Regions from separate parts of the Homo sapiens genome. Here region 1 is linked to region 2. Evidence: read pairs that join two places in POLR2A ChIA-PET (ENCODE). Cell type or tissue: PC-9. All regions are shown on one strand. Links, peaks and the distances in the headings refer to the core of each region. The heading gives the core; the rest is flanking DNA.

The links. Peaks named below come from ENCODE experiments on the same cell type or tissue, not always from the same donor. Only the 100,000 strongest peaks of a DNase experiment are listed, where the experiment ranks them.
Region 1: POLR2A ChIA-PET joins it to region 2 with 6 read pairs; 3 of 35 experiments call an interaction of 5 or more read pairs at or near these places.

The regions. Positions count from the first base shown.
Region 1 is chr10:17,343,051-17,355,587 of GRCh38, reverse strand. The region is part of intron 4 of ST8SIA6 (ST8 alpha-N-acetyl-neuraminide alpha-2,8-sialyltransferase 6); the gene reads left to right. Among named protein-coding and RNA genes, the nearest start is that of ST8SIA6-AS1, 38 kb to the left of the region's middle. RefSeq lists a silencer at 11,091-11,291. In PC-9, for the core only: no CTCF peak of the experiment used is centred there; a DNase peak (open chromatin) is centred at 6,777; H3K4me3 peaks cover 675 bases; H3K27ac peaks cover 2,616 bases.
Region 2 is chr10:17,490,837-17,503,373 of GRCh38, reverse strand. No RefSeq gene overlaps it. Among named protein-coding and RNA genes, the nearest start is that of ST8SIA6, 43 kb to the right of the region's middle. In PC-9, for the core only: no CTCF peak of the experiment used is centred there; no DNase peak of the experiment used is centred there.

The DNA of each region.
Region 1 (12,537 bases), core at 3,076-11,075, 150 kb after region 2:
GTAGACAAGTAACTACAGAATGGTGACCAACTACAACATCAACGGTAGCTATGAAAATATCAAGAGAGAGATGCTTGACTATGAGCCCTTTGGGGACATGGCATTATCTTGTTTATCTTTGTATCTCCAGTGCCTATCTCATAGATGGTACCCAATAAATTGCTCTATGACTGAAGACTTGGTAGGACTTGGTTACTTGTTGACTTCCAGTTCTCTCATTGAAGGAGAAGAAAAATAAAGTCAAATGAGAAATCCTGCATCTGAAATACTCATGCTGCTACTGACAGAAAGATTTCAAAGAGAAATTGGATTGAGAAGATAAAAGCATCTTGGACAGGATGTGTTTGAGCTGACTTTAAGACAACTGGATACAGAAGACCTTTTGCTTGGTCTGGGGAAAATATAAATGCTAAGAGAAAATGAATTCTCTCAAAAAAGAAAAGCAACTGCAGTTTAAATCTGGCTTTTGTAAGAGATAGGGCTTCTCCAAGTCTATCTTCTCAGCAATTTTATTTTAACTTTCTTGTTGTGCTACGAGGGGGTTTGTCCTCTTTTTATAGATTCCTAAGCTTTTACTCATTCAGCACTTAATTGTGGGTCTGAGAACTTGGCAGCTTGGCGCTTGAGTCTCAAACTTCCTTCAGCTTTTACCCGGAAACATGAAAGGCTTAACTAGGAAGATTCTTAATCTGAAGTCCATGAAAGCGGTTTCCTAAAACTCTCAAAATTGTGAGATTTTGTACACGTTTCTGGGAAAAGAATCTGTGGCTTTCATCAGATTCTCCAAGAGTCTAGAACCTTCCACATGGACTAATGTATTTCTAAGGATCTTTCTGGCCCTGAGACTCTGGGATTCAATTGCCTATCCAGGATGCCTATCCAATCACCTTCCAAGATGGCATGGTTATCCCAAGCATAGGTGTGAGTCTGGCTCAGATTTACCTGAAATTTACCGCAGATTCTAAGTTTCCGCTATGAATTTACATTTTGTGAGATACTAGTTGAACTCAGTTAAAGAGAGATTTAAGTAAGAGTTGAAGATGTCCTGCTCTCTGTTCTTTCTTGGTATCTAATTTCTTTTAGGTGTAGCAGTACAAAGTCAACAATGTTGAGGTGTCTGCCTTTTCTGCTTTTAAAAGCTTGATTGATTCTCCTATAAGAGGTCCCCACCCCCTTCCCTCCAAGGACAAGCTAATGCACAGAATAATTTGTGAAAAATCTACCTGGATTTCAGTCTAAGAAATTATTGCTCTTCACAGTCTCTCCCTCTGATTTTTAGAAAACTGATGGATAATCATTTGCTTGAGCGTGACACTCAGCTATTTGAGAATAACATTGAGATGGTTAAATTTAAATTAAACATGATATGAGACGCCCTCTAGTCCTCCTTCCCCAGTTCTTCTGCTTCACCCATGAAGGCTTCTTTGTGAAGCTCTGGAAACTTCTGGTAAGCAGGTTTTATCCCCGCAGATCTTTGAGCTCCAGTAATTAGTCTTAGATTCCCTAGGTAACTTGCATGGTAATTACTGCATTAGCTTTCTTGAATAGTTTTCTAACTTAAAAGAACTGTATTCATTTCTGTAGCCAATTACAGAAAACTAATAGGTACACAGTAACAGTCCTTAATTTCTATTTTACTTTCTTCCCGCCCCCAACCCCGAAATACACACACTATTATTTTGTTTCTTAGTTTCTTTTGGAGCCACTAATACCATTTGATTTTTATAGACATCGTCAGGTTTCAAAGAGATGAGCTGGAATCCAAGATGACTGAATATTATCAATCACATATTTACTGAAAACTTAGTGGCAGGAAACAGTGCTATTATGTCAACCCACACATTTATGACTCATGCAAATGAGATACCTTTCAAATGACTTGTAAAACAGGTATTTCGTGCCTGATTACTTTGTTACAGATAACTATTACACTGTGGCAATTTTATTAAATCTTGTATTATCCCCTCAGGTTTGATTAAAATTTCTTGGAAGTTATTCCTTTGTCTTTCTTGTGTTGGATATGTGAGAAAAGATTCCAGTGCTGTATTTGTAGATTAATTGATATTTCTAAAATAACAGTCACCATCTTGCTTTCATTTTTATTTATGTTCTTTGAAGAAAATAGTGTTAAACAAAATACACCTGCATATCTACCACCTATGTTAATTGTTTCAGCTATATGACATTTACATTATTCAAACCATACCATTTAATGATTTAACTTTGTGAAACGATATAAACTATGAAAAGAGATGGGATAAGTTAATCAAATTTTTGCATTAGATCATAAAACTGGAAAATCACACTTAGTTTTACCACAAAGTTTTCACTTTATTTTCTGAACTATTTCTGCAAAAGCAACAGTATTGTCTGACTTTGGTAAGTGTTTTGTGAGCTTACACTTTTTCATTCAATTAACATTTATTGACCCTTATTATGTCCCAGGCATTTTGTTCTGTAGGACAAAGTTCTTGGAGAAAACCAAAAATCATCTCTGCTAGGGGCTTCTTTCAATAATACAAGACTAAGTTCATTTTTCTGAGCCTCTAAATGTTTGCTGTTTACAATTCATACAGGGTGACTACATTGACAGCTGAAAGCAATACATATTTTATTTTTTTTTAATTTAAGAAGTGTGTACTTTATGATAGGTGATTTGGGTCAGCTGTCAGATTGAAAAAGCTTTTTTCTTTGTTTCCTCTGCATCAAGACCATTTTTCAGCATTAATATACTGTCATATCATCTTCTATTTGTCATTACCATACAGCATGCCTGTGCATTTAGAAAAAGCAACAGAAACCACACCATGTCATTACTTCTTCCGTATTTAATAACAGAAACTAACTCTTGCACATTTAGGGACTAGCTCCTCTCCTTGGTCTTCAGAATATAAACTTTGCCATCAAAGTATATGGAACTCACGTGGGGTTCACTGGTCTTCTAAATTCTACTTCAAAATTTATCTCCCAAGTTGTACTCAATATTAGCTATATATTTTTATGTTCACATGTCAAATACGCTCCCTTTCAGCCTGCCTTGTGTTTCAAATTCTCTTTTCCTTACAACATTGCTTGCCATGTCTTCATTGGTACATTACATTGTTTACACTGGTACAATATCAAAGTAGATAGATCTTTCTCCAGTGTTTTAACATTGTTCCTTCACTCATGAGTTTATATTTCAATTGACTTCCTATCCTTTGCTTTAATCATCATATTCTTTTATATTTCATTTTACCTTGCGTTAGTTCTGACACTCTACTCAAATATATGAGCTGGTCTTTTACAAACTGAACAATATCAATGTACGCATTAGCTGTTAAGGGAAAAACTTAGACATCTGAGTTGCTGATTGAATTTGGACTTTTTGAAGAGTTTTACTTATTATTCCTTTAAATTTAAATGTTTATTTTTAATTGATGAATATTGTATCTATTTATGGAATAAAATATGGTGTTTAGATATATGCATACACTGTGGAATAATTATATCAAGCTAATTAACATATCCATCAGCTCATATGCTTAACATTTTTTTTTTTAGTGAGAACATTTAAAATCTGCTCTTTTAGCAGTTTTGAAATCTGCAATACATTATTAGGAACTATGGTCACCATGTTGTGCAATGGATCTTGAAAAATGTATTCTTTCTGCCCAACTGAAACTTTGTACCCTTTGACCATCATCTCCTCCCAACCTGTTGTAACCACCATTCTCCTCTGTACTTCTATAAGTTCAACTTTCTTAGATTCCACATGTAAGTGAGACCATGCTGTATTTGTCTTTCTGTGCCTAGCTTAGTTCACTTAGCATAATGTCCTCCAGGTTTATTCTTGTTGTCTGCAAATGACAGAATTTCCTCATTTTTTAAGGCTGTATACTATTCCACTGTGTATATATACCACATTTCATTTATGCATTCAGCCATTGATGGACACTTAGGCTGATTCTACATCTTGGCTATTGTGAATCATGCTGTAGTAAACGTGGGAGTGTAGGTATCTTTTTAACATATTGATTTCATTTCCTTTGGGTATTTATTCATTTTCTTTCTTTAGCTGTCATGTTATGTGGGGCCCTAGGAGTTTGGGTTTCATCTAGTATGTGATGGTGGAATAATTTAACATAAAATGAAGGTTAAATATAGATGTCCTGGTTACAGTACTAAAATTTTTTTTTACTTTTATCCTGGAAGAAATTTAACTTTTTTTTTAACCCCATTTAACAAATGAAGAGGTAGAGGTTCAGAGAATTGAGATGAATTTTCCAAGGTGTCATCACTAGTAAATGAAGGAACTGGATATCTAGTCTTGGAATTCTCAATATCCATTGCTGCCTCTGCCATCACATGTCAAAATGATTAGTGCAGTAGACTTGTGCAGGATAGATAGGACAGGTGGCCTCTTCTGCACTAGGCCAGGTGTGAAGTGATGAAGACATGGACTGAGAAGCCCAGTAGAGCAATTAGAAGAGAGATGCTGGGGTGGGGGCAGGGAACACTCAGCAGTTTCAGGGAAAGGGAAAAGTGGCAAGATGATGAAATGAGGCTTCTCCAGTTATTGAGGTCTCGTAATATTCTTGGCTTTTCTGAATACCATGTCTTCCATTTTGTATCTCACTAGATTCATTAAGGGGCAATCACTGATGTCTGACTTTCTGATTCTAAATGTACAGGTCATGCCACCTTCCCAATTTTTTGAGGGAGCCCTAGTTTGAAGATCAAACTCTACTCTGAGATTAGTGTCATGGATTAACCTGAAGCAGGGATAACTATCAATGGCCGTATCTTACCTGTCAGTGTGATGTCAGCCTGATGATCACACAGACTACAGACAGCTCCCCTGTAGGTTGCTGGGATTTTTCCCAATGTACCAAGTGGCTAGTTCAATAGACAACTCTATTTTAACTGAGGTATAGAAGTGTTGCTAAAAAAAAAAAAGGTGGTGTCTATTTGAAGCTCTTAATTTTCCTCCAATCTATTGGGGCTGAAATGGAATGTTTTCCTGCCTTTGGAATCCCTAAATCACTGGATTTCTTAGATCATTTTTGTTTTGTTTTGTTTTGTTGAGATAGGGTCTCACTATGTGGCCCAGGCTGGTCTCGAACTCCTGGACTCAAACGATCCTCCCGCCTCAGCCTTCTGAGTAGCTGGGGCTAGATCACTGTTTTCTTAATAACATAAACTACTCCTTTGGTGTGAAGCAAGCATTCATTGTGAGCCAGTCGATTCTAAAATCACAGTATGTCAGCATGCCATCTCGATTTTATTTTTTGTTTCATTTCTTAAATACTCAAAGATGCTTTGTCCTCCACGACACAGCCAAATCCTGGAAGGAGCTGTCTATACCTACTCTTTCATAGTACCTTCTACTTATTCCATGACCTTCAAACTGGTCACCATGAACCACGATGAATCCTTCTCATCTACTTCTTGCCCAATAACTGGAGGGACTACGGACTTTGGCCACATCGCTCCAACCACTTCCACCCCTGTCCCAACCAGTTTAGAACCAGTTATCCCTTCCTCAAGGAAGCCTTCCCTGGACAACCTGATTAAGTCATTGCTGATGTATTATCCTGAAATTCACCTTCATTACACTAGCCACGATTAATACATTTTCATTTGTGTGTGTATGTGTGTGTGTGTGTGTGTTTATTTAATTTACAGACCTGGTTAATCTGAGTCATGTGTTTTATGTAATGCATCAGGAAGAACAAAGGATCTTTCTAGGTGGTTCAGAAAATAGGTCAAGACTCACTATAGGAACTAGGAGTTGGAAAGGGCTGGGGAGTACAGTCTGGTTTCTAGGCTCAGCTTTAAGTTGACTCCATGTGTCTTGTTTGTTTCAGGCATTTTATTATTGATGTTTCTTGTTTGTTATCCCTAATCTTTCATTTTCTTTTAAATTTGGTCTCCCCTGTAAGTGAATAAGTTACTACTAGAACATCTTAAAGGCAGCATTTTACCTTTGCCGCTGGTTATTTATGGCAACGTCTTTATTCTTATTAGGCTAAGCCAGTTTTCCTAGCCAGTGTCTTTATCAGTAAAATGGAGCAATACTTAACCTCTGTGAGTTTTTATGAATATTCAATATGTCAAATGCTCAGTACAGAGTCCGTTATATATTAGAATCTCAGTACATGGTAGCTATTCTGATTATTTCCAGTTTAATATCATTTTTCTGGCTTACAATTAATATTTTACTAACTAGTTTAAACTCTTGGTATCTGCAATAAATACAGCAAGTCTGTGATGGAGCAATAATGCTATAATAGTTTCTGTTCCAGTCCTCTGCCTAGGGGGATGTGTAAACAATTATAAACCCCAGTTTTGCTTTTGTGATCATTTCATATGGATTATACCACGTTCTTGGTAAGGACCAACTCTTCCTGTTCAGTTCGTTCTGTTTGAACTTTCTTTGGTCTTTTCATGATGGAAAGTAGGTCACACCAAGCAGAAAGTATTAAACTTCAACTTTCTAGGTTATCGTCTTTCTGTGCATTATTTTCCGTAGAAAAGGATTTACCTTTATATGAACTGTCTGTGGCTTGTCCCTCCCTTTCCAGATGGCCGGTCAAACCACGTGCTCTGAGGTCTAATCAGGAATCGCTCTGAATTCCCTGAAAATTAATCAGCTCGAGTACAGGCAGAGCCAAGAGTTACGCTTCCCGCCCCGCCCCGCCCCGATTACTTAGCCCTTGACTAGGGCTAAGTAAGGGCTGAGGAACCCAGGGTAGGAAGGATCATTCTTATTTGAGATTCTGCTGGGTGAAGCCTAAGGGCATAGATGAAAAGTTAGGATTTGGAAGGGAGCCAGAAGCCAAAAGCAGTTCCCAGAGGCCAGGCAAAAACAGAAGCTGAGTGTGGGACTGAAGCCAAAAAGCGGAAGATGATGAATTCCACAGCGAACCGTGGGAGCCGTCCTGGAACAATGCCTGAGATGCGCGCTGGCTTTCTGGGAGCAGTTAGGGCCCCTTTAGGTATGTGAACCCGCCTCACTAAATGGCCATGAGCAGAACTGAACTGCCTACCTGTTTCTCCACCTGTGCAAGACACAGTTTCTCAGAGCACAGACGAAGCTCCTTGAAATATACGTGCATTGCTGGCCCTTGCCTAAGCCTACAGTTAGGACTTGGCCTGGTAAATTGAAGTTCATGAAATAATGAGACCTTTTATAAAAGACAGTGGCATAAATACAAAATATACCACGAACATTTCCCTTAAGAAATGTTTCACAGAGTAGCATATTGGTGTAATTACACATAAGACTGATTCAGCATTATAATTACAAAACTGTTTTCATAGGATTCAGTGTTAATTCAGGCTCTCAATATGTTGCCAAAGTCTGCAAAAAAAAAAAAAAAAAGGTTCCTACTCTTCCCTTTTCCTTCCCTAAAAATATCTAACTGAATAAAAGTTTATAATCCGTCAACGAAAATTGGTTTCTTTACATTTTCTTCTTCACACATTGAACAATAATAGCAGTGACCTAGATTTTTTTTTTGTCTGCAAATTAAAATATATTCTGAAATCTTAACATTCATCTTAACTGTTGATTTTGTATTTTTAGAACTTGTGTTTTTCACACTTAGCAATTCACAATCAGCTTTAATTTTTTTTTTTTTTTTTTTTTTGAGACAGAGTCTCACCATCGCCTAGGCTGGAATGCAGTGGCGCAATCTCGGCTCACTGCAACCCCCATCTCCCGGGTTCAAGCGATTCTCCTGCCTCAGCCTCCGATTCTCCTGCCTCAGCCTCCCAAGTAGCTGGGACTACAGGCACGTGCCACCACGCCCGGCTAATTTTTTGTATTTTTAGTAGAGACAGGGTTTCACTGTGTTAGCCAGGATGGTCTCGATCTCGTGACCTCGTGATCCACCCGCTTTGGCAGGCAAAGGACACTCTTGCAATTAGACCCCTGGAGGGATCCTTGCAAGTCACTTCTGTCACAGCTTTATGCTCATTGCAAATGGCACCTGAAGGCAGCCGGATGGGTGCACCCCTTACTTCTTTCCAAAGATTTCACAGTCCTGCTTTTTCACAATCTCACTCCGATTCTGCAACGTGATCCCGTTTTTTTTTTCTTTACAAGTCTTAGCATGAATTAAAACCACAACAGGTCACCACCTTCATTATTATCATTGCCCTCTCCCCTCTCGTTTACGCTACTCTGTGTGTCAGAGAAGTCAGCATCCTTCTCCCAGTGGCCTGAATCAGAAAGCCCTGCATGACCCTTGCTGTCTTCTCCTTCAGTGTCCATTTCTAGTCCATCGCCAAACTTTTGCTAAAGTCTCACACCCTAATGTTTTAAATCTATCCTTTTGCAATCTCACCACCCATCTCTGGTCTGGGTTACTGGGATGGCTAATTGTATGTGTCTACTTGGCTAGGCTATAGTACCCAGTGATTTAATCAAATGCTAATCTAAGTGTTGCTGTGATGTATTTTGTAGATGTGGTTAACGTCAACAATCAATTGACATTAAGTAAAGGCGCTTTCCGTTGATAATGTGGGTGGGTCTCATCTCAATCAATTAAAGGCCTTAAGAGCAAAAACTGAGGTGTCCCAGAGAAGAGGTATTTCTGCTTCAAGATTGCAGAATCAACTCCTGCCTGGATGTCCAACCTGCAGGCTTACCCTACAGATTTTAGATGTGCTAGCCCTTGCAATTGTGTGGACCAATTCTTAAGTCTCGATAGATCGATAGATAGATACATAAATACATAGATACAAAGATACATAGAGACATACATAGATAGATAATACAGATATAAGATAGATAGATAGATGATAGACTGTTGATTGTATTTTTCTGGAGAGCCCAGACACACATAGCTATTGTTCTCTCTTAACTGGCATGTTGGTTATCTATTGCTGCATAATAAACTGCCCCCAAACTGATGGCTTAAAACAGTGATTTCATATTCTCTCTCAGTTCCGTGGGCTGCCTGGGCTCAGCTGGGGAATTTTTTTGTTGTTGTTGTTACTGTTTTTGAGACAGGATCTCACTCTGTCACCCAAACTGGTATGCAGTGGCACCATCACAGCTCACTGCAACCTTGACCTCCTGTGATCAAGCAATCCTCCTGCCTCAGCCTCCTGAGTAGCTGGGACTATAGGAGCATGCCACCAAGCCCAGCTAATTTTTGAAATTGTTGTAAAGATGGGGTTTCCCTATGTTGCCCAGGCAACTCCTTGGCTCAAGCGATCCTGCCACCTCAGCAAAGTGTTGGGATTACAGATGTGAGCCAGCACACCCAGCCCAGGGAACTCTTAATGGAGGGCTTTCATAGGGTTGCAGTCCACTGGAGTCATCTGAGAGCTCGCCTGAGTTGGACATCCAAGATGTGACGCTCACATGTCAGTTAAGTTACCATTGACTGCTTACTAGGAATTCAGCTAGAGCTGCCACCTAAAGGATCTTCAAAGGAACCTCCATATGTGACTTGAGCTTCTTGCAGCTCAAGAAGGCTCAATTCCTTTGGGGAATGGCTGGATTCCTTGGGGAAGTGTCCAGAGAATGAACGTTCCAAGAGATCCAGGCAGAAGCCACAACACTTTCTATGACCTCGCATTGGAAATCCCAGAATGTCACTTCTTCTGCCACATTCTACTGGTTCAAGCACTTCCTAAGGCCAGCCCCGATTCAAGCGGAGGAATTTTAGGTTTCATTTCTTGTCATGTGCATGTAGGGAGAGAAAGAGTTGATGGTGGCCACTGCAACACTGTGTCATTGCCTATCTTTCTAACTGATTAGTGGGATCTTTCTGCAGACCCACTAATCTATCCTCACTGAAGCCAGGGTGCACATCCTAAAATGCATATCCCATGTGTCACTTCCATAAATAAGACCCTTCAATGCTTTGCCCTCTCCCATAGAAGAAAGCCACATTGTTGATTTTGTGATGCCTGTAAGACTCTTGCTATAGTTCTCCAGCATTCTCCACCTAGTTCTCCATCTGCCAAGCCACACAGGATTTCTTTCAGAATTTTGCACATTCTATGCTCTCTCTCTCTTCTCCAGGCTTTCACATTCCCTCCTTCCTGCTTCTCAAACAGTCTTTACCCCTCCATCTCCTTCTCCTGCCTCACCTGGCTAGTTCTGTTTAAGTTTTCAGCTTAAGCTTTGTGTCTTCTGGGGAGCTGAGTCCCCATACTTTGGGTGGCTTAGGTACCTTCCAACGTGCTCTTGACGCCATGCCTGGCCCAGTTCCTTGGGCTTGCATGATTGTGGATTTGTACTCAGCCAAACTTGCTTGTACTTTGCTTTAATTACAGAACCAGCAAAATATAAACACAAGATTAGGGAGTGGATTGTCCCACTCAGAGCAGCACCTGAAATGCTCCAGGCATCTCAGTCTCAAAGGTCCACTGTTGTCACAAGAGGAAGTGGGCCTTTGTGCTGCAGTCTCACCCCTTGCAGCTCCTTCTGTGATGCCTCAGAGGTATATAGTAGGCCTGGCCTAGCCCAGCTCTTCCCTCCTCCTCCCCCTGCTGCAGTGTAGACTGACGGCACCGTGTTCTAATTGTTTGCTGTTGTCTCTCTCCCACTAGCTAAGAGTTCTCCATGGGATGGGATGTTCTCTGTCTTTTTTTCTGTTACATTCCTAGTAGTAAGAATAGTACTAAGTGCTTGATTTGTTTATCCATTCATGTCCACGTGAAAAGATATCCTATCTTTCTTGCAGGAGTTTGTCTTGGTTCACCCAGCCCCAAGCAATCTGTTGCCTGGGCATGGATTTTCACCCTTAGCCTTGACTCTGTGCACTCCAGTTTCCAACCTGCAGCCCCTTAACCTGTATCTGGCTGGGTCTTCCCTGGCCCTTGCGAGGGAGGGATTTGGACACTGTTTCCCTCCTTTCTTATGAATATAGCTGGGAACATTCAGCACAGCTTAAGAATATTTAATCACAATTTCCAAAATTTCCAAAGGTGTAGATATTTTCCCACGAAGGACAGATGATGTGGTTTGACTGTGTCCTCACTCAAATCTCATCTTGAATTATAGCTCTCCTAATGCCCATATGTTGTGGGAGGGACCCAGTGGGAGATAATTGAATCACTGGAGTGGTTTCCCCCATACTGTTCTCATGGTAGTGAGTAAGTCTCATGAGATCCGATGGTTTTATAAGAAAAGAGACCCAAGTGGTTTCGCTTGGCTCTCATTCTTTCTTTGCCTGCCACCATGTGAGATGTGGCTTTGCTCCTCCTGGCCTTCTGCCAGGACTGGGAGGCCTCCCCAGCCACGTGGAACTGTGAATCCATTAAACCTCCTTTCTTTATAAATTACCCAGTCTCTGGTATGTCTTTATTAGCAGCGTGAAATCTTACTAATACAACAGAGTTTATTCATGTCTTGTGACAGTGACTGTGTGGGCTTTCTTCTTGACTTTTCCCCCTCTGTGCATCTTTGCCATGGTTTATTTGTGCATATATTAGACAATAATTAGAGGGATATAGGGCAGTATTAAGAGCACACAGCTATTAAGACTAGACTGCCTGTGTCCAAGTCTCAGTCATGTCATTAGCTAGCTGTGTGACCTCAGGCAAGTAACTTCACCGCTCTGACCCAGCTTCTACATCTGAAAAATGGGGACAACAACAGGGATGATAATAGCGCTTCCCTCATAAGGCTTTTATAAGGATTAAATAATATATAAAGTGCTTGGAAGAGTGCTTGAGACAGTACAAGCCATGCATGTATTTATTATTATTATTTATGCATCTATAGACATGAGCTTCAAATACGTTTCCCTTTTTATGCTCCTATCTGAGCCACTGTCTGGCGTCTCTCTTTCCGGGCACTTTCTGTAGAACGTTCTATCTGTGTAAACCTGCTCCTCTGATCACGTGTTTGCATTTCTATCTGTCTATTTCATGTGTCTCTATAATCCTTGGTTTCTGTGGATGACTGTCTTTTGCCTTCTGTCTTCATCTCTTCTGTTTTTCTCAGGGCTCTCTTTCTGTGTTTTATTTCATGTGCCCATTACTTTTCTTTCCTCCTCTGTTTTGTGCAATGTTCACCTGTTTCTTCTTCTTTTCCCTTGGTTTCTGCAGTCTTAGTTTGCTCTTTCTCTTTAACCTCTCCACCTCTCTTCTGCAGGTACCAATAACATCAGAGCTGAAATTTAGAAACTATTTTCTGAGCTCATTAAATAGTTTTCTATTACCTTTTCAAACATTTATGAGCTTACGAATACAATATTTTCTGTGGCTCTCTAGGGGAGAATCAAATTGTTCTTTGCTTGCACAACCGTCTATTGATTTTTCTTCCTGTGGTTCAGTGACCCTTTGTAGAGAAAAGATTCCCTCTATCTTGCTGACCTTTCTTCCTGGACCATAGTTAACAACCGTTGTTCACCTTTGTTACCTTGTTCAGAGGCTTCTTCCACCTTCTGCTTCTCATCTACATTGTGCTGTCCCAGGAGCAAGAAGAGGACAGGCTGGGGGTCTGGGTCATTCCTTGGCATATCCCCAGAGCCTAGCACAGTGCAAGGCACCCGGGATGCCCTTGATGAATATTTGCGAAAGGAATGA
Region 2 (12,537 bases), core at 2,379-10,378:
CATTCTTATGCCTTTGCATCCTCATAGCTTAGCTCCCGCTTATAAGTAAGAACACACGATATTTAGTTTTCCACTCCTGAGTTACTTCCATAGAATAAGGGCCTCCAGCTCCATCCAAGTTTCTTCAAAAGACATGATTTCATTCCTTTTAATGACTGAGTAGTATTCAGGGTGTATATGTACCACATTTTTCATCCAACATTTTCTGTTTTTTTCACATTACCACATGTGACAGTGTGGCCAGACTTTCACCACTAGGCAAAATGATTTTGCTTTCCTCCAGCTTCTAATGACATTTTCCTTGCTTGTCTGCAAGTCCCCACCAACAGCCTTCTCCAGCCTAAGATGATAACAGTCTCCTCAAAGCCCGTTCAGCTGCTGCTAGACAGTGGTTTCAAAGTCAACGCCTCATGCTTTAGATTTTTGGTATAGTAGCACTCTATTTCTAGGTGTGAAATTTCTGTTCTGATTATTTTTGCTACATAACAAGTTATCCCCAAAGTTAGTAGCTTAAAGAAACTCTTTTATTATGTTCTTGCAGGCTGTAGCTCAGGAATTTGGACAGAGCAAAACAGAAATGGCTCGTCTCTGCTCCATGAAGGCTGGTCCTCAACTGGGAAGACTCAATGAACAAGTGGGAACTTCACAATTGAGGGCTGGCATCACCTGGACAGGTCTTCAGTCACATGCTTAGCAATGGATGCTGGCTGTTGGCTGGGAATTCAGTTGAGGCTTCCTACCAGACATTTAGCCAAGGGCCTTTTTGTATGACCTAGCTTTCCTCATAGCCTGGTGGCCTCAGAGTAATTGGACTTCTTAAATGCTAGTTTAAGCCTCCACAAGTGAATATCTCAGTGAACAGGGAAGAAGCTGCGTAACTTTTTTTTTTTTTGCTTAGTCTTAGAAGTTACCGAGTGTCGTTTCTCCTGCATTTCATTGTTTACAAACAAGCCACAAGTGTACCTAGTTTCAAGAGGAGGGCACACAGACTCTGCCTCTTCATGAGAGCGTTGTCAAATAATTTATGGATGTATTTTAAAGTTTTCTGTGTTATCATCTTATTTTGCAGATGAGGTGAAGTAAGTGGGCTGAACCCAAGTTGAGTTAACTTCACAGCCACACCTCTCAATTATTAAGGTCTATTGCTTCCAAATATGTTAGAGAATAAGCACCAGTCACAGAAGGGAGAACATGTTGGGCTAAAAGATAGACTTCTTGAGGTGAGCTTGGGAAGAAGTGATGATACAAAAGGTTTTCAATGTCAATACAAAAGAGAACACCAGTTTGTTATGTTGTTCTAAAATCATATGTTCATTAAGAGGATCATTAACATGTTGATGTTCTTAAAATTAACCCAGGCTGGGAAGTATGTCAGGTCAGAAGGAAGGAAGGCAAGAGGTATTTTCTGTGGGCTTTGGAAAAAGGGGAGGAAGAAAAGTCTCAAAGATGGAGAAAAAAGGGCAGGTCATGTCCAGAAACACGTAGTCCAAATTTTTTTGCGAGGAGAATACGTTAGATCTAGGAAGAGAGCAAAGGCTTAACAGGTAAGAGGATGGAATCTTTTTTTTTTTTGAGGCAGAGTTTCACTCTTGTTGCCCAGGCTGGAGTGCAATGGTGTGATCTCGGCTCATTGCAACCTCTGCCTCCCGGGTCCAAGCAATTCTCCTGCCTCAGCCTCCTGAGTAGCTGGGATTACAGGTGCCCGCCACCACATCTGGCTAATTTTTTGTATTTTTAGTAGAGATGGGGTTTCACCATGTTGGCCAGGCTCCTGATCTCAGGAGATCTGCCCACCTCAGCCTCCCAAAGTGCTGAGATTACAGCCGTCAGCCACCACGCCGAGCCAAGAGGGTGGTATCTTATAAGGATTTTGAATGCCATGCCTAGGAATTCAGCCCTTATTCTGTAATCGTGTCATCTAAGGTTCCAGAGCAGAAAAGTAATATGATTAAATCTTTGTTTCAGACAGATAATTATGTAAGTACTATGATTATGTAAATTATATAAGTAATGTGATTTAATCTGTGTTTAAGACAGATAATTTCAAGACGATAGATGGATTAGTGTGGTAAGGCTGCAGGAAAATAACTAGAGGATAATTATTAGGCATGATGTTATTTTATTTCAGGCGTATTTTCCTAAAGAGGCATTAATCTTTTGTCTTAGTTGTACCCTCCTAAAAATACCTCTGATTTTCTCAACAGCATTCTATAACTGAAGGACTTATTTATATGTATAAGTTTACACATATAAATAATATGCATTTATATGTATACATATGTGTATACTTTCATTTACTCTACAAAAATTTTGATGAGGGTCTAAAAGCTATATATAATATGAGAGTAATTTAAAAAATCAAGGCCAGAGAAAAATTTACATTCATTAGCAAGATAAAACAAACTAGAAAATATTATGGGCCGGGCGTGGTGGCTCATGCCTGTAATCCCAGCACTTTGGGAGGCCAAGGCAGGCGGATCATGAGGTCAGGAATTCGAGACCAGCCTGACCAACACAGAGAAACCCTGTCTCTACTAAAAATACAAAAATTACCAGGCGTGGTGGTGTGCACCTGTAATCCCAGCTATTCAGGAGGCTGAGGCGGAGAATCGCTTGAACCTGGGAGGTGGAGGTTGCAGTGAGCTGAGATTGAGCCCATTGCACTCCAGCCTCGGTGACAAAGCAAGACTCTGTCTCAAAAAAAAAATAAATAAAAGAAGAAGAAATAACATATTATGCAGCAATGCAAGGCATAAGGCCATTGGAGTTACTAAATTGGGTTACAAGTTTGACCCTGAGCATCCAGGAAGCCAAAGCAAAAAGGAAAACACAAACTCCTACAAAACATATGTCACCCATGAGACAAAAATTTCCTAAGGAGAAGCAGAGTGAATGATGGTCATGAATTTGAAAGCAGTTATCACATACAGTCAAATAAAATTAGTCATTTGATCCTGGTTTTAGTAATAGAAGGAGCACATTTGTGTAGATTTTTCTTTTTTCTTTTTTTGAGACAGGGTCTCACTCTGTTGCCCAGGCTGGAGTGCCATGGTGCAGTCTTGGCTCACTGCAACCCCCGCTTCCCAGGTTCAAGCGATTCTCGTGCCTCAGCCTCCTGAGTAACTGGGATTACAGGCGCATGCCACCACACTTGACTAATTTTTGTATTTTTAGTAGAGACAGGGTTTCGCCATGTTGGCCAGGCTGGTCTTGAACTCCTGACCTCAAGTGATCCACCCACCTCAGCCTCCCAAAGTGCTGGGATTACAGATGTGAGCCACCGTGCCTGGCCAGATTTTTCTTTTTTTCTTCAGAGACAGGTTCTCACTCTGTCACCCAGGTTGGAGTGCAATGGTGCAATCATAGCTCACTGTAGCCCTGATCTCCTGGGCTCAAGTAATTCTCCCACCTCAGCCTCTTCCCAAGTAGTTGGGACTACAGGTGCGTGCCGCCATGCCTGGCTAATTAAAAAAAATTTTTTTTTTTTTTTTTGTAGAGACAGGGTCTCATTGTGTTGCCTAGGCTGGTCTCGAACTCCTGGCCTCCAGTGATCCTCCTGCCTTAGCCTCCCAAAATGCTGGGATTATAGGTGTGAGCCACCATGCCCAGTAGATTTTAATAAACTGAGAAAAGTGGAGTCGGTATGGTGCCTCAAGCATCATGTGGAGAAAGAGGTAAATGAGATACAAAGGCGTAGACTAGAAAGAGAAGAAATTTGTTACAGCAGGTCCTGGTCAGGGTACAGTGGGAGGTCAAAATAGACAAGGAGGAGTCTTACTCTCATTCTGTAGCTCACAGAAAGACTATAGATACACACAGACACACTTGAAACGTGTATCACCAGTTGTGTTTTTCAGAGGTACAAGTGCAGGTTTGTTACAAAGGTAAACTTGTGTCATGGGGGTTTGTTGTACAGATTATTTCGTCACCCAGGTATTAAGCCTAGTACCATCAGTTGTTCTTCTTGATCCTCTCCCTCCTCCCACCTGCCACCCTCTGAAAGGCCCCAGTGTGTGTCGTTCCCCTCTAGGTGTTCATGTGTTCTCATCATTTAATTCCTGCTTGTAAGTGAGAACATGCACTATTTGGTTTTCTGTTCCTGTGTTAGTTTGCTAAAGATAATGGCCTCCAGCTCCATCCATGTCCTTGCAAAGGACATGATCTCATTCTTTTTTATGGCTGCATAGTATTCCATGGTATCACCAGTTTTTAAATTTTTTTTTTTTTTTTTTTGAGGTGGAGTTTCACTCTTGTTGCCCAGGCTGGAGTGCAATGGCGTGATCTCGGCTCACTGCAATCTCCGCCTCCTGGGTTCAGCAATTCTCCCGCCTCAGCCTCCTGAGTAGCTGGGATTATAGGCTTGTGCCACCATGCCCGGCTAATTTTGTATTTTAGTAGAGACGGGGTTTCTCCATGTTGGTCAGGCTGGTCTTGAACTCCCGACCTCAGGTGATCCACCCACCTCGGCCTCCCAAAGTGCCGGGATTACAGACATGAGCCACCGCGCCCGGCCAGTTTTTAAACATTTTAGCAGGTATTTCATGGGAATGTATAGGCCTTTTATTATGTGCATATTTAATTGATAGTGTCTAAAATATTAAAGAACCCACCAATTTAATTAATTGACTTGTAGCAAAGAACCCTATTGATGATGGCACCCTAAATGTGAAATTTGGCTGTAGGGTAAAAACCATTCCAAGGGCCATGAAAAGAGTCAGGAAACCTACAAAACCAATGGTTGTGCTACCGTGTCTATTCTATGAATCTTTACCAGTGTGATATCTGGCATTGGTATTCATTCCCTCTCACTTTTATCTTTGCTTTTTTCAATAAAGATCTTATTTTTGAAATGTAACTATTCAAGGCAAATGGCCAGGGATAATTTTCAGGGAAACAGACTTAAAACAAGACCTTTGACAGCCCTGTACTCTGTGGTAATGACTAGACAGCGGGCAGCACCAATTCTCTTGATAGATTCCTCCCATCATGAAAACAACCCAGCCGAGCACAGTGACTCATGTCTGTAATCCCAGCACTTTGGGAGGCCGAGGCGGGCGATCACTTGAGGTCAGGAGTTTGAGACCAGCCTGGCCAACACAGTTAAACCCCGTCTCTACTAAAAATACAAAATTAGCCAGGCATGGTGGTACGCACCTGTAATCCCAGCTACTTAGGAGGCTGAAGCAGAAGAATCACTTGAACCTGGGAGGCAGAGGTTGCAGTGAGCCAAGATTGCACTATTGCACTCCAGCCTGGGCAACAGAGTGAGACTCTGTCTCAAAAAAAAAAAAAACAAAACAAATTAAGGGACACTTATCACACTCAAAATGGATATCTAATATTTAGAAAACATCTTTAGCTATACTACAGATTTAACAGCCAGCCAAATTGGAGGTGAATAGCAGAAGAAACATTTCCTTAACAGAGTTATGCAAACCAATAAATTATATGTCCCCTTCAGTTCGAGTTCTGTCAGAAAACGTCTCGTTCCTGTTCCTGGATGAACTAAAGACTCTGCCTGGAAAAGAACTAAGCTGCAATATACACACACCTGACTGCACAGCTGCTGAAGAGGAGAACTTCTGTTTAATCTGTTTTAAATAATAGACAGGTCAGCTCTGAAGTGTTTACATGTTGGCAGACAACAAGTTCTTTCGGGTCTATCTTCCTCTTTTCCTCCACTTCCAAAGGTTGCAATAGCTTTTAGGTTTTTCGTATCTGTAATTCAAGTAAAAACGAAGCCAGGAATGAGCCTACTTCTCCTAAATTGTCAAGGGAAGATGAGCTCATGGTCCCAAATGGTGTGACTTTTTATTTGAGAAATGTCATCCAATTGAGGCAATTTCTAGTGGAAGCTTTACTGATTTCCTGAGAAATAGCTTGCAAAGAAAGCTTTAGCTCACATATCTAAAGTAATGGAAGAATGACGGAGCAGAGACTATGGTGCTCCTAAAAATGATTAAAAACACTTACTGGTCTTCATCCTAACAGGTCATTGAGTGACAGGACATTCAGAATCTTAACACTCCAAAAAGAAGGCTTAGCATAAGACGAACTGTTTTTGTATAAGATCGATCTGTTAGAATAATAGAAAAACGACTCAAAGGAAAACCTAAAATCTTCAGCCATAAGATAAACCAATCTGTACAAGCCCCCAGTCTGTGTTAATATTTCTTACTTGTTCAAAGAGAAGCTAAAATAGAAAAATAATATGGGATGGGGAGAAGAAAAGAGCTGAACAGGAAACCAAGAGACCAATTTCCACCATTCATTTCCTAAAGCACCTCTTTGAGCTCAAGTTTTCTCATTTGTAAAACAGGAGTAATAAACACTCTCATGAGTCTCTCCTAGGACTTTTTTTTTAAAAAAATAAAGTAAGGTAGTAGGTGCAGAAGCTTCTTTGAGTAACGTAAAATATAAGCTAACAATGATTATTACCATTTATATACATTTATGCCATTTATACATTTCTATTACCATTTATACACAATGATTAGGTTATACCAGACACAGGTTTTAAACATATTATCTTATTTAAGCACCACAACAAACTTAAGGTAAGTATAGTCACAATTCTATAGAAAAGACTGAGATTTATAGAGGCTAAGAATTTGCAAATGGTCTTGGTGGTAATAGAGGATAATGTAGATTCTCTGATTCAACAACTGCTACAGAGTTATGGAAGCGTTTAGTTTATTTAGTTCATTCTATTTTTGAGATAGGGTCTCACTCTGTCACCCAGACTGGAGTGCAATGGCCTAATCATGGCTCACGGTAGCTTCGACCTCCCAAGGCTCAGGTGATCCTCCTGTCTCAGCCCCTTGAGTAGCTGGGACTACAGGGACATGCCACCACGCCTGGCTAATTTTTCTATTTTTAGTAGAGATGAGGTTCCACCAGGTTGCTCAGGCTGGTCTCAAGCTTCTGGGCTTAAATGATCCAGAACCCCTCAGCCTCCCAAAGTGCTGGGATTGCAGGAGTGAACCACCATGCCTGGTCAGTTATGTAAGCATTTAGAACTGGAAGGACCTAATGGGTCATTTAGTTTAATCCTATCATTCAGCAAGTACGCCTATTTTCTTATCTTCCTCCTTCATTGTATTTTTTTATTTTGAGACAGAATCTTGCTCTGTCGCCCAGGCTAAAGTGCAGTGGCACGATCTCAGATCACTGCAACCTCTCCCTCCCAGGTTTCTGCAATTCTCCTGCCTCAGCCTCCCGAGTAGCTGGGATTACAGGCATGTGCCGCCACACCCAGCTAATTTTTGTATTTTTAGTAGACATGGGGTTTTCCCATGTTGACCAGGCAGGTCTCAAACTCCTGACCTCAGGCGATCTGCCAGCCTCGGCTTCCCAAAGTCCTCCTTCATTCTAAATCCTACATCCTCATTGTATACACATCCTTTTCCTAAGCACCTTTGAATTTCTCCTTGCTCAAAACACTCCTATCCTTGACTCGTCATTCTTCTAACTCTTAACCATCTTTCTGGTGTCAATTCAAACACCACTGTAAGGAGGTGATATCACACTTACCCCTGTATTGCTAACTTCAGCACAAATGTGGGCACTTAGAAGGTATATAAATATTTATTCAATGAAATGTTGAAGGAGGAAAACTGAGACCTAGAGAAATGAGAAACTGAGACCAAGAGAACATGCCATGTGGCAGTGAACCTCCGGATGTCCAGATCCACTGTTGTACTATATCACTGGTTGTAAAGTTTATTTCTGGCCTAAAAGAATGGGTTTTGAAGCTGAACACTTTGATCATAATCCATTAATTAAAACTGCAGTGATTGCCTAAATTAGCCATGTACTGTAAAAATAGGATGATATATTATTTTGGTTAAGAAAAAAATCAGCTGAGAGGAACACTGAGATAGCTAAAACAAGATTTGTGACCAATTAATAACAAGAGAATGAAAAGCTAGAAGCAATATGCAGCTATAAGAAAGAAAAGCCCAGGGCTACTTCTTATTAATTTTTGCATCATGTGGAATACTTTGTGTCAATCCAGTTTGAAGAATACAACATTCTTCCTCCTACTTAGCTATGCAAAGTTCAATTTCAGCTTTTTCCTGCTCGGGTGCAGCCTTGTTAAAATAAACTGAAAGATGAAAAACATGCAGGAATAAAAATTCTTACATAAGTAGAGGTTTTCATAAATTATGTTTAGGTGAACGTGTAATGCCGAGGCAGGATAATAATTTTAAATGACAAAAGATATTTTCATCTATTAAGAAATGGGATAATTTCAAAAGTGATGTCACCATGCCACACAGCATTGATAGATGGTGTTATTCATGCCAGTGGTATAATCCATTTTCTCTTTTGCCTATTTAGTATAAAGCAATCAGTATGTCACTGAGTGTTTATTAAAATTCATTGACAAATGATATAAACCAGCATCAAGGGAAATATGTCACCTTTAGAGTTTGATTTATTCTTTTAACTTAGGGCCCATTTTCAAACGGCTGGGTAACCTGAAAAGTTAATCTAGCATACTTATAGTAGATGCACTGACTGGTTGAGATAAATTTGGAGTAGAAAAAAAACAACAAAAAAAGCAGAACCATGTGTGTTTTCTAAATTCCCCCGACCGGAAATTTTAAGGATATACAAAAGTGTAGACAATAGTATAACAAACCCCAAGTCTCATCACTCGATTTTAACAATTATCAACTCAAGGTCAATTTTGGTCCATTTATACTTTCTTGCCTCACCAGATTATTTTGAGGCAAGCTCATTTTTAAAATCTGAAACAGTCTTATGATATTCTTTGCTCCAAAAATATGTTTGTATGAATCTGTAAAGCATAAGAACGCTTTTAAAATATAACCAGAGCATCAATATTAAACTTTAAAACGTTAATAATTTGTTAATATTCTAAGCTATTCAACTAGTGTTTACATTTGATTATCTCATAATTGTTTTACAGTTGACTTATTTGAATTAAGATACAAATAAGGTTCATACACTGCAATTTGTTAATATGTCTCTTTCTTACTTTCCTTTTTATCTATAGATTTCTCATCTTTCCCCTTCTTTTTGTTCATTATAACTTTTTTTTTTTTTTTTTTTTTTTTGAGACAGAGTCTCGCTCTGTCGCCCAGGCTGGAGAGTGGTGGCGCGATCGCGGCTCACTGCAAGCTCCGCCTCCCAGGTTCACGCCATTCCCCTGCCTCACCCTCCCGAGTAGCTGGGACCACAGGCGCCCACCACCACGCCCGGCTAATTTTTTTTGTATTTTTAGTAGAGATGGCGTTTCACCGTGTTAGCCAGGATGGTCTCGATCTCCTGACTCCGTGATCCGCCCACCTCAGCCTCCCAAAGTGCTGGGATTACAGGCGTGAGCCACTGTGCCCGGCCTATAACTTATTTTTTACACTTGATCTTAGCCAAAAGGCCGAGAAGCGATATAACTTATTTTTTAAGGAAGGCAGGACACTTCTCTGTCAAGCTTCCCATATTCTAAAACTATCTGATTGCATCCCTATATGTATGGTTTAACATGTTTCTTTTCCTTGCATTTCCTTTAAATTGGGTAGGTTCCTATCACCTATATGCTCATATATAAATAATAATCTATTTTTATTATTTTTCCTTCCATTCCATTTTCCACTTTTTTCTTATGATGTTTATTTGTCCTTGCTTCAGCAGTCTGGTTTAATTTTTTGATGGTAATATTTCCTAAGCGGGGTTGTATATTTCTATCAGAGGCATATATGTCTGGTTGGCTCTCTGTGATATCAATGGCCATTAATGATTTACTATTTCATTAAGGTTAGTAATAGAGTAATATTCTAAGTCTATCACGTTTCTTCATTAGCTAGAATGCTTCCAAATTTTTCCCTCATCAGTTACTGTCTCAGGTACACTTCAAACATATAAGGCAAAATAATGGCTTGATTTCATTTTATCTGCATCAGTTTTCAAAATAACGAGTTGATTCCTAGCATCTTCCATATGTGACCAGTGAGGTCTTTTAGTATCATTACTGACTAAAGGATTGAGACATATCTGGCATATTTCAATTAAGGGTGGTTAATATTCCTTCAAAATTCCAATGGTCCCATATTTGGCTAGTTGAAGACTCTTCAATTTGACTCCTTAAGGCATTTTGACATGATGATTTAGGCTTGTTTTGGCACAAAATATTTAAGATTTACAAATTTTTGGCATTTGTAATGCCAAATATTTTGGCGTTACAAAATATTTGTGTGTTTCTTGCCCTACACCTGCAATTAGCCATTTGTCCAAGAAGCTCTAGTTTCTTTTAGTGCAAAATAGTATTTATATTCCACAACGTAGACACCAGGGGTACTCACTGCTACTTGTTTTATTATTATTAAGCCCCCTTTTTTTTTTTTTTTTTTTAGGTGGAGTCTTACTCTGTAATCCAGGCTGGAGTGCAATGATGTGATCTCAGCTCACTGCAACCTCTACCTCCCAGGTTCAAGCAATTCTCCTGCCTCAGTCTCCCAAGTAGATGGAATTACAGGTGTGTGCCACCACAACCGGCTAATTTTTTTTATTTTTAGTAGAGGTGGGGTTTCACTATGTTGGCCAGGCTGGTTTCGAACTCCTGACCTCATGTGATCCACCCGCCTCAGCCTCCCAAAGTGCTGGGATTACAGGCGTGAGCCACTGCGCCCGGCCTAGTAAGCCCTTTTAAAGAACAGAACTGAAGTCTATATATGTGTGTATATATTTTAAAATTACATTATTAGTTCATATTTACATTTCCAATCGAAATTTTAGGATTATAAAGTTTTAATGTATTTATTTGATTCTATCTTTTTTTTTCTCAAGTGAAAAATCCTGGTTCCTAACAGCATGCACATAATTATTTACTTGATTTCTCTTATATATTATATAACAGCTTGGCCAGGCATGATGGCTCATTCCTGTAATCACAGCACTTTAGGAGGCCAAGGCAGGAGGATCACTTGAGCCCAGGAGTTCGAGACCAGCCTGGGCAACATAGCAAAACCCTGTCTCTATTTTAACAAAGTAATAGTTTCAGAATAGCAATGTCAATAGTATTAGTAGAAATTTGAATGCTAAAAAAACAGTTTAAGACTTTCTGCTTGTTTGATTTTATGGTACATACTACCAGGGATGTAACCTCAGATTACTGTATTTTAAAGTTAATTAAAATACTTCCTCCGTCTGAGCTTATGCCACCAACTCGTGGAACAGTTAGGTTTATTCGTTTCATTTTGCCTTGCTTTATAAAGATAGCTTTTAAAAGCAATTGTGTTATAATTGTTTATAGTAGTACTGTATCGTGTAACAACTACATTCTATAGGGTCACCCTTGTATCCATCATGTAATGATTGTTATACAGGTAAATATATATATTCAACGCCCACCTGATCCTTATGCCAATTCCTCTTCGGTCATTTGTTTGTCTTTTTCTAGTAGGTTCCTTAGGAAGGGCACAGAGAACAATACTCCATGAGTTCTGGCATATTCTTAACAGTTTGTGCATGACTTTAAACTTGACTGGGTATAAAATTCTTGCCTACATTTTCTTTTCTTTTTTTTTTTTTTTTTTTGGAAGGGAGCTTTGCTCTTGTTGCCCTGGCTGGAGTGCAGTGGTGTGATCTCAGCTCTCTGCAACCTCCGCCTCCTGGGTTCAAGCGATTCTCCTGCCTCGGCCTTCCGAGTAGTGGGATTACAGGTGCGCGCCACCATGCCTGGCTAATTTTTTGTATTTTTAGTTGGGACCGGGTTTCACCATGTTGGCCAGGCTGGTCTCAAACTCCTGACCTCAGGTGATCTGCCCGCCTTGGACCCCCAAAGTGCTAGGATTACAGACGCGAGCCACCGCGCCCGGCCTTGACTACATTTTCTTAACTGTTTGTAATATACTTTATTCCATTGCCCTATGGTATAAAATGTTGCTGTTGAGAAATCTGTCCGTCTTAGTCTCTTTCCCTAATGAGTGGCTTGGTTGTTTCACTTTGATGTCTAAAGATTTCATTTGGTTTTTCCCTTTTCTTTCAGTTCAATAAATTTACTTTAAAAAAAAGTCTCATTTTGGCCACTATCAATGGATTTTCCGAGGTACCTCATGTGCCCGTTAAAGATGTGGATTCAGATCTACTTGATATCAGTAACATTTTTCTGAACTATAGCTCCAGTTTGCATTCATTCCCCTTGCTTTGAGTTTCTTCTTTTGAGACTCTTATTACATGTATGCTAATATATAAGTAATAATCTATTACTCCCTCTCCAAACCATTTTCAAAAATTTTAAAAAATATGTTTTTTATTTTTGTAGAGACAGAATCTTGCTATGTTGCCCAGGCTGGTGTTGAACTGCTGGCCTCAACCAATCCTCCTGCCTCGGCCTCTCAAAGTGCTGGGATTACAGGTGTGAGGCACCACACCTGGCTTCTCCAGCCCTTATCTTTTTTTAAAATTTTGTTTTAATTTCTTATTTTCCTCTCATTCTATTTTCTCTTTTTTTCTTATGATGTTTATTTGTCCTTAAGCTCATCCTACTTTGGTCTTCATTTCTGAAATTAT